Regions from separate parts of the Homo sapiens genome. Here regions 1 and 2 are each linked to region 3. Evidence: read pairs that join two places in POLR2A ChIA-PET (ENCODE). Cell type or tissue: GM12878. All regions are shown on one strand. Region 1 overlaps TNN (tenascin N). Region 2 overlaps TNN (tenascin N). Region 3 overlaps RABGAP1L (RAB GTPase activating protein 1 like).

What was found. Peaks named below come from ENCODE experiments on the same cell type or tissue, not always from the same donor. Only the 100,000 strongest peaks of a DNase experiment are listed, where the experiment ranks them.
Region 1: POLR2A ChIA-PET joins it to region 3 with 11 read pairs; 2 of 35 experiments call an interaction of 5 or more read pairs at or near these places.
Region 2: POLR2A ChIA-PET joins it to region 3 with 13 read pairs; 2 of 35 experiments call an interaction of 5 or more read pairs at or near these places.

What each region holds. Positions count from the first base shown.
Region 1 is chr1:175,141,104-175,143,603 of GRCh38, forward strand. All of the region lies in intron 17 of TNN (tenascin N), which reads left to right. Among named protein-coding and RNA genes, the nearest start is that of KIAA0040, 50 kb to the right of the region's middle. In GM12878, no CTCF peak of the experiment used is centred here; DNase peaks (open chromatin) are centred at 998 and 1,448; H3K4me3 peaks cover 1,523 bases; H3K27ac peaks cover 1,769 bases.
Region 2 is chr1:175,133,881-175,136,380 of GRCh38, forward strand. It overlaps TNN (tenascin N), which reads left to right. Exons shown (of 19, transcript NM_022093.2): 16 at 1,965-2,061. Among named protein-coding and RNA genes, the nearest start is that of KIAA0040, 58 kb to the right of the region's middle. In GM12878, no CTCF peak of the experiment used is centred here; no DNase peak of the experiment used is centred here.
Region 3 is chr1:174,873,454-174,875,953 of GRCh38, forward strand. The region is part of intron 19 of RABGAP1L (RAB GTPase activating protein 1 like); the gene reads left to right. Among named protein-coding and RNA genes, the nearest start is that of RABGAP1L-AS1, 80 kb to the right of the region's middle. In GM12878, no CTCF peak of the experiment used is centred here; DNase peaks (open chromatin) are centred at 1,033 and 1,378; H3K4me3 peaks cover 1,847 bases; H3K27ac peaks cover 1,608 bases.

The sequences.
Region 1 (2,500 bases), 270 kb after region 3:
CACTCAAGTTATATCAGAAAGTCCATTTTCCCTTCATGAAGCAAATTCCAGCAAGGTAATGATGTGTAAATTTAGTTTCTGATTCTGAGTCTTCTAGTGGGGGCAGGGAGGCTATCTTATGAGCTCCACCATTAAGATGTTATTCATCTATTTAGAGATCATAATGCAAACATAAAGAGCTAGGCATTCAGAATGGTGCAGAATGAATTCTAGGGCTAACCAATGATTTACAGCTGATTTCGAGTCCCACCTGCATGGGCCACAGTGGGGACACAACCAGGGATGGATCCCAACCTGGGGGCATTTGGAAATGTGACTGGGGAGCTCTGGAAGCATTTAGTGGGTTGGGACCAGGGATGGATTTTTAAATGCTGGCACCTGAAAAAGAAAAAAAAAATTAATGGGTACCTGGATGAAAGGGAGAGCTAGAAATGGCACAAATCATTTGTAATCATCCATTCCTAATCCTGAAATAAAAGACATTCAAGGTTCTGACACACACTACTGTGTCTGTGTGTGACTGACAGGGGATGCGATGTTAATGGCTTCTCCTGATCTTTGAAGGTTCAGCTGCCTGGGCCATCTTTCCCAACCTGGTGAATCCTAGAGGGGGAGAGTGGGCCTCAGAGGGACATTTTGATGAGATGGATGGTGACCAACTTGATCCCCTCTGAGTTTGGGCACAGACCTTTCATGGGCCTGCCATGAACCCCTCCAGTCCTCATTCTCACTCTCTACACTCTGAACATTAGGATGGCTTCAGTTTCTAGAAGGTAGAAAATCCTTCTGCAGAAAAAGACCTCCCACATTTGGGTGAAAACCTGCTTTACCTTTCTTTATCCCAGTGCCCAGGTTTAGATCATCACAAACATGTCTTTAAGAGAGCCTCTGCACAGATTCTTAGAAAGCAGCCCTGGGAACCTTCTATGTAAATTAGCTAAGCTGTGCTCATTTAAAGAAGGTTACTAAGGGAGACACTGCACGTTATTTCAAGCTGTGGTTAACTTTCTGTACAAAGTCTAGAGGGAGGCGGAAATGTGTATGACTAGCATGACAATATACCTTTCTTGGATTGGAGAAAACTACTGGAGACAGACCTGTCTGCTGTGTTTGCGTGGAAGTGGCCTCCGTGGCCCCAGAATCCTCCTGCTTTTTCTGGGTGAGGCATAAACGAGCTGCTGGTGAGATTGCAGACTTGGAGGGGGCAAATTAGGACCTTCCCTTTTAACATATGCTACCAACTCTGCATATTCACCCCACCCACTCCAAAAACGTTTTTGAGAGCAAGGACCTTCTTATTTTTGTGTTCACAGAGCCAAGCATGTGCTGCTCCACAGCAGGTATTCAGTAAATGTTCCCTAAAAAACAAGTGAAGTTGTAGACCAGAGGTTCTCACACTGTAGCCTGCGTCAGATCATCGGAAGGGCTTGTCAAGGCATAGGTTGCCGGGGCCCAACCTGTAGTTTCCGGTTCTGTAGGTCTGGGCTGGGGCCAAATAATTTGCATTTCTTTTTTCTTTTCTTTTTTTTTTTGAGATGGAGACTCACTCTGTCACCCAGGCTGGAGTGCAGTGGCACGATCTTGGCTCACTGCAACCTCCACCTCCCGGATTCAAGCAATTCTTCTGCCTCAGCCTCCAGAGTAGCTGGGACTACAGGTGTGCACCACCATGCCAGGCCAATTTTTGTATTTTCAGTAGAGACGGCGTTTCACCATATTGGCCAGGCTGGTCTTGAACTCCTGACCTCATGATCTGCCTGCCTCGGCCTCTCAAAGTGCTGGGATTACAGGTGTGAGCCACCGTGCCTGGCCCATTTGCATTTCTAACAAGTTCTCAGGGGATGTGGATGCTGCTGGTCTGGGAACCCCACTTGAAGAGCCATTGATAGATAGCTCTCTCTTGCTAGCGTGCAAGAAGCCCCCCATTGAAACAAGGAAGGCATAGGTGGATTGGTGTCTCAGAAAGAACCCTGGACTTGGAATCTCAGGACAGAGATTTGAGTCCCAGCTCTGCTGTTTGTGGACGGTGGGACCTTAAGAAGTTCCTAGAGTCTAACCTTTTTGAATTTGTTTCCCCACGGGACTAAGAGCTGCCCTGCTCACTTCACAGGGTTGCTGTGAGAGTGAGATGAGAATGCACATGCGAAGAAGATCGCTAAACTTAGAGCTGAGATATAAATGTAAGAATCTTTATTGCAGGAACAGAGCTTGATGAAGCTTGTGATTGATATGGGCCCTTATTGCCTTTTATGAGCAGAAAAAGAAAGCTTGTAAAAGGATGAAAAATATGATAGGGAAACAGGAGATACATAAGCAAAATAATTAAAGCAGTTTTCCAGATGGGATGTAATGAAGGACTGAATTTTACATGTGTCTCCAGAAGGGCTCTGGAAGTTCAGGAGTGTTTGTGTGTAGGTGTGTGTGTGTGTGTGTGTTAGGAGGGTGCATGGGAAGACCAATAAAGAGAATCTTCTTTAGAAGTGGCCTTGAGCTAGGCTTT
Region 2 (2,500 bases), 260 kb after region 3:
GCTGTTTCAGTGTGTGGCCTTTCCCATGGCCCCATGGTGCATGGCAGTAGAAGAGAGAGTGTGGAGAACCCACCCACACACAAAAGGCTCCCACCTACAGCCTTTTGGCTGCAAACAGTCACATGGCTCCAACTTAAATGCAAGGGAAGCTGTAAATGGACATCCTCCTCCTGTGTTCCTGGGAAGAGGAAAGTGAACTGAGACTCAGTGAACTCCTAGCATTGCCTGAGACACACTCTACCTTAATAAGTCTAGCATAGACCTCTCTTTAGAACTCCAGCCCTTACATCCAATTGCTCTGTGGTATTTTCATTCACTAGCACACCTCAGAAATAACTCACACTTAACCACATCCCCAAATGAGCTCATGACCCATTCATAAAACCTGTACTTGGCCAGGCGCAGTGGCTCACACCTGCACTTTGGGAGGCTGAGGTGGGTGGATCACGAAGTCAGGAGTTCAAGACCAGTCTGGCCAATATGGTGAAACCCCGTCTCTACTGAAAATACAAAAATTAGCCGGGCATGGTGGTGTGTGCCTGTAATCCCAGCTACTTGGGAGGCTGAGGCAGGAGAGTCGCTTGAACCCGGGAGGCGGAGGTTGCAGTAAGCCAAGATCACACCACTGCACTCCAGCCTGGGCAACAGAGTGAGACTCCATCTCAAAAAACAAACAAACAACAACAACAACAAAAATAAATAAATAACAATAAACTACCACCTGTCCTCTCTGAATCCCCCATCTCAGTGAATAGCTGAGAGAAGAGTCATCTGCAAGCCCATACTATAAGAAACTTATCTTACCTTGACTTCCTCCTCTTTCAGTTCCACATTCTGTCACCACCTCTGTCAACTTTACCTTCTATGCACTTCCATCTATTCTCAGGGCATTCCTCATCCAAGCTACTGTCCCCCTTCATCTGCACTCTACAGTGGTCTCCTAATTGGTCATCTCACTTCCACTCTTGCCCCTGACCAGTCCATTCCATACACTACAAGCTAGAGACGAATCTGATTGGATCTCATTTCCTGCTTAAAACTCTGCAATAATTTCCAGCGCTCTTACCTGGACCAACGTCTTCAACAATCCCTTTTAAAGGCTCACCAGGACTGACTCTTGCCATCTTCTCAGCCTCCCTTTCCATCCCTTCCTCAGCCCCCAGAAGCCCCAACATTCACCCCCGTGCTCTTGCCTGACCACTCCTACTCATCCTGCAGCTCAGCCATGTCCTGGGGGTGGTTTCTTGGCTCCTTGGTCAGGTCCTCCTGTTTTATGCTCTTACAGTTCTGTTGCATCTTTCCCTCATAGCCCTTATCACAGTTTTAACTGCATTTAAAAATTATTTAATTTAGTAATTTTATTTACTGAACTATTAGTTCCAGGAGGGCAGGGACTATTTCTGATTTATTCACTTTGCACACTATCTTGCATATTGCCTAGTACATAGTAGATGCTCAGTAAATATTTGTTGTGTGAACTTTTTTCTCCATAAGTATTAAATAATCGCTATATTAAGAATCAGGTGAATTAAAAAATAATTCCTACCCTCAAACTATTTCAGAAAAGGGGAAAAAAGATGCCATAAACATGATGTGCCCCAATTGAGTTGAATGGGTGTTGAAAGTTACATGTGAGAGTTAGCAGAGGTCTGGAATATCTTGCCCTAGACAACCCACACTAGCAACTGAATCACACAACTAATGGAAAGAATTGAAATTTCTTGAGGGCAGGAACCTTCTCTGCTTTTGCTCTACATGTCTTAGTACCTGGCATACTACGGTACATATAAAGAATGCTTATTAATATAGTGAATCTACTGACATATAAATAAAAAGCCTCTCTAGAATGAAAGGCTTGCTAGCTGGAGGAAGGCAGTGTATGAGCAAGCTCTTGGTCTTCTCTTGTCTCCCAGCACCTATGTCTGTTTGGAGGGTCAGAGTGAAGTATTCATCTTCCTTCTCAGGTCTTCCAGAGGCGGAACACTGGGCAGCTGGATTTCTTCAAGCGATGGAGGAGCTATGTGGAAGGCTTTGGGGACCCCATGAAGGAGTTCTGGCTTGGTATGATCTCAGAATCCAGGAGGCTGGGGCTGTGGGGGGTGATTTCTCCCAGGACAAGCTAGCTAGGAGGCTTAGGGAAGCTCACCACCTTCACAGAGAGGCCCCAGTGGCAGGGAGACAGAGGACTGTGCCGAGCAGGGTGTTGGTGGGCATGTTGATGGGAAGGCTGTCTTGCACTCTGAACTTGTTGAAAGGTAGGGTGGTCACAGGGGTTTTATGCTGATTTAAGCTCTGCAGGATCTGCCTGCAGCCTGAAGATCTTAGAAGCCACAGTAGTAGAAAAAAAGTTCAGTGATTGGGATGCTGGTCCATTACTGGGAGGTCACTCTAGCAGTCTCTAAAATTCTGTTCGTGATGCCAGGCATTATGAGCAATTTTTTCCCCCTTTTCCCTCTGCTCTCCTCTGGAGCAGATGTTCACAGACAGTGAAATAGCCAAA
Region 3 (2,500 bases):
GTAGAATATGAGATATAGGAAAAAGGTCTTGACTGCTACTCTCCTGAGTTGAGATAATTTTTTTTTTTTTTTTTTCCGAGATGGAATTCTCCCTCTGTCGCCCAGGCTGGAGTGCAGTGGCACAATCTTGGCTCACTGCAACCCCTGCCTCCCGGGTTCAAGTGATTCTGCTTCAGCCTCCTGAGTAGCTGGGTCTACAGGCGCGCGCCACCACGCCTGGCTAATTTTTGTATTTTTAGTAGAGGTGGGGTTTCACCATATTGGCCAGGCTGGTCTCGAACTCCTGACCTTGTGATCCACGCACCTCGTCCTCCTAAAGTGCTGGGATTACAGGTGTGAGCCACTGCGCCCGGTGAGGTGAGATAATTTTTATACTTGCTGCTTTGACTGATGTATAAAAAAATGCTACTCCCATAATGCAACTACTTTGCTGCATTGGAGAGAACACAATAGAAAAATAGCCACTTCTTATTCAAGCTTTTCTTGATTTTTGTTTCGGCTGTCTCTAAATTTGACACTTGAGAATAGATGGTTTATTTGACTCATAGTATGACCCAGGTATGCTTTTGTTAAAAAGAACAGTTCTAGGAGGATGACTGTTGGGACAAAATTAGCTACTAGTATGGAATACTCTTTCAGTGTAAAATCTCAGAACAACATTTAAAAATCATTGGAGATATTTTATTCATAAACATTTTCTTAATAAGATCCAGAAAGGGTTTATAAACCTAATAAACCTATTCGATAGGTTCTATCAAATAAACCTATTTCTATCAAATAAACCTATTTGATATCTTCTATCAAATAAACCTATTTGATAGGAGGAAATAGGAATAGGACACATTGCTTTTGACTTTCTATACCCATGTGGAAACCAGGAATCTATTCTCTCCCTCTCAATTTACATGACCATGAGGAAACTGAAACCTAGCGAAGTTAAATGACTTGCCCGGGGACGGACAGCTAGCTAGTTCCTGCTTGAACTGAGGACCATCTATTTGGTTACCGGGAGTGTGGCTGGTTTCTGTTGCCTGTTTTGATACTCTTCTCCTGGTAAGTTTTAGCTTCAAATGGTATTGTCCACACCACAGCCCTTGATCTCAGGTAATTCTCCACACCACTGCCTTTTTTTTTTTTTTTTTTTTTTTTTCCAATGCAGTTGCGTGGTGTGAAGGCGATAACTGCAGACACTCAGGTGTAAACAACCCAGGGAATCAATGGGTTGGGGGGATGGTAAAACAGGAGTTCGTAGACAGGACTGTGTACAATAGCTTCTGAAGTTTTGGAGGGTATTGGTGTAGCTGTTATTTCTGAGACCGGAGAAAATGACGGTAGAGTGACAGTTTCTCTAATCATCAGTTTTCAAAGAGTATGTTTTTCGTTGGAACCACAAATATAGTACACTTAATAAGGGGAAACGAAACCTTGAATTTTTCCTTCCCAGACTCTGAAAAGTAAAGTAAACTTTAAGGAACATTTTAAGGGTGACAAAAGGTGAAGATTGCAAATCAAACTTAGAGTGTCCCTGCTCAAGAAAATCTGTGCACTGCAGCTACAATAGAGGACCACTTGGGTTTAGAAATGACATGTTATTAATAATTCTAGTCACTGTGGCTAATTAGAACAATCTGTTGAAGGTTATAAATTATAGAAGCTTTTTAAAACATTTATCTAAGAACCTGTGTAGAATTCTAAAAGGACTGAATTATTTGAAGTTATTAGTTTCTGTGTATGTAAACTTAAACTATTTTTAAAGCCTTTGATTATTTTTCTAAAAATGTTTTTGCATGCTTATAGCCTGATGCCGTAAATGTTTTATGAGTTTAATGTACAGCACCTCTAGGTGCTATTTAAAATTGTTTTTTCTGGTCCTTTTCTTTTGGGTTATAAGGGTTCTTCGTAACCAAGAAGATTACCTATGGTTACGCTGAATGCACTCTCCCAGGGTGCATAGGCGCTGCTGAACTGCGGTTATAACTCTTGTTTGCCCCTGGGTGGTTGCCAGCAGGGAGTAAGGCATTGTGGGAAGTACTTTCTTTACCTTCCACAACAGGTGTCTTTGTCAGTGCACCTTATTCAGATATCCATGTGTGGAAGCTCTGAGTCACTGAATAGCAAAGAAAAATATGAAAGCAAGAGGAATTGCTTTCACATCTAGAAAATGTTGCAAGATAATCTGAAATCTTCTGGTGCTGGTGAATGCATGAAGAGGTTCACAGTATCTTTTAAAGTACTTCTGAAAAGATAAGGAGTTTAAAAGGTATGAACTGCCTGGACACCTTATAATGCCTTGTCTCCTGATTATCATTTAATTTTTACCTGGTTAGTCAGAGTCAGGATAAATGTGCAGGAAAAAAATGTTAACGAAAATAATGCTTAACAGACAAAGCAGCACTGTAGAACAAAAATGAAGTAAAAATGCTTTACTGACTCCAACAAGGGTCAAACACAGTTTGAAGCTGTTTTAATCTTGTGGATTTATTTAAAATATTGCATTTTT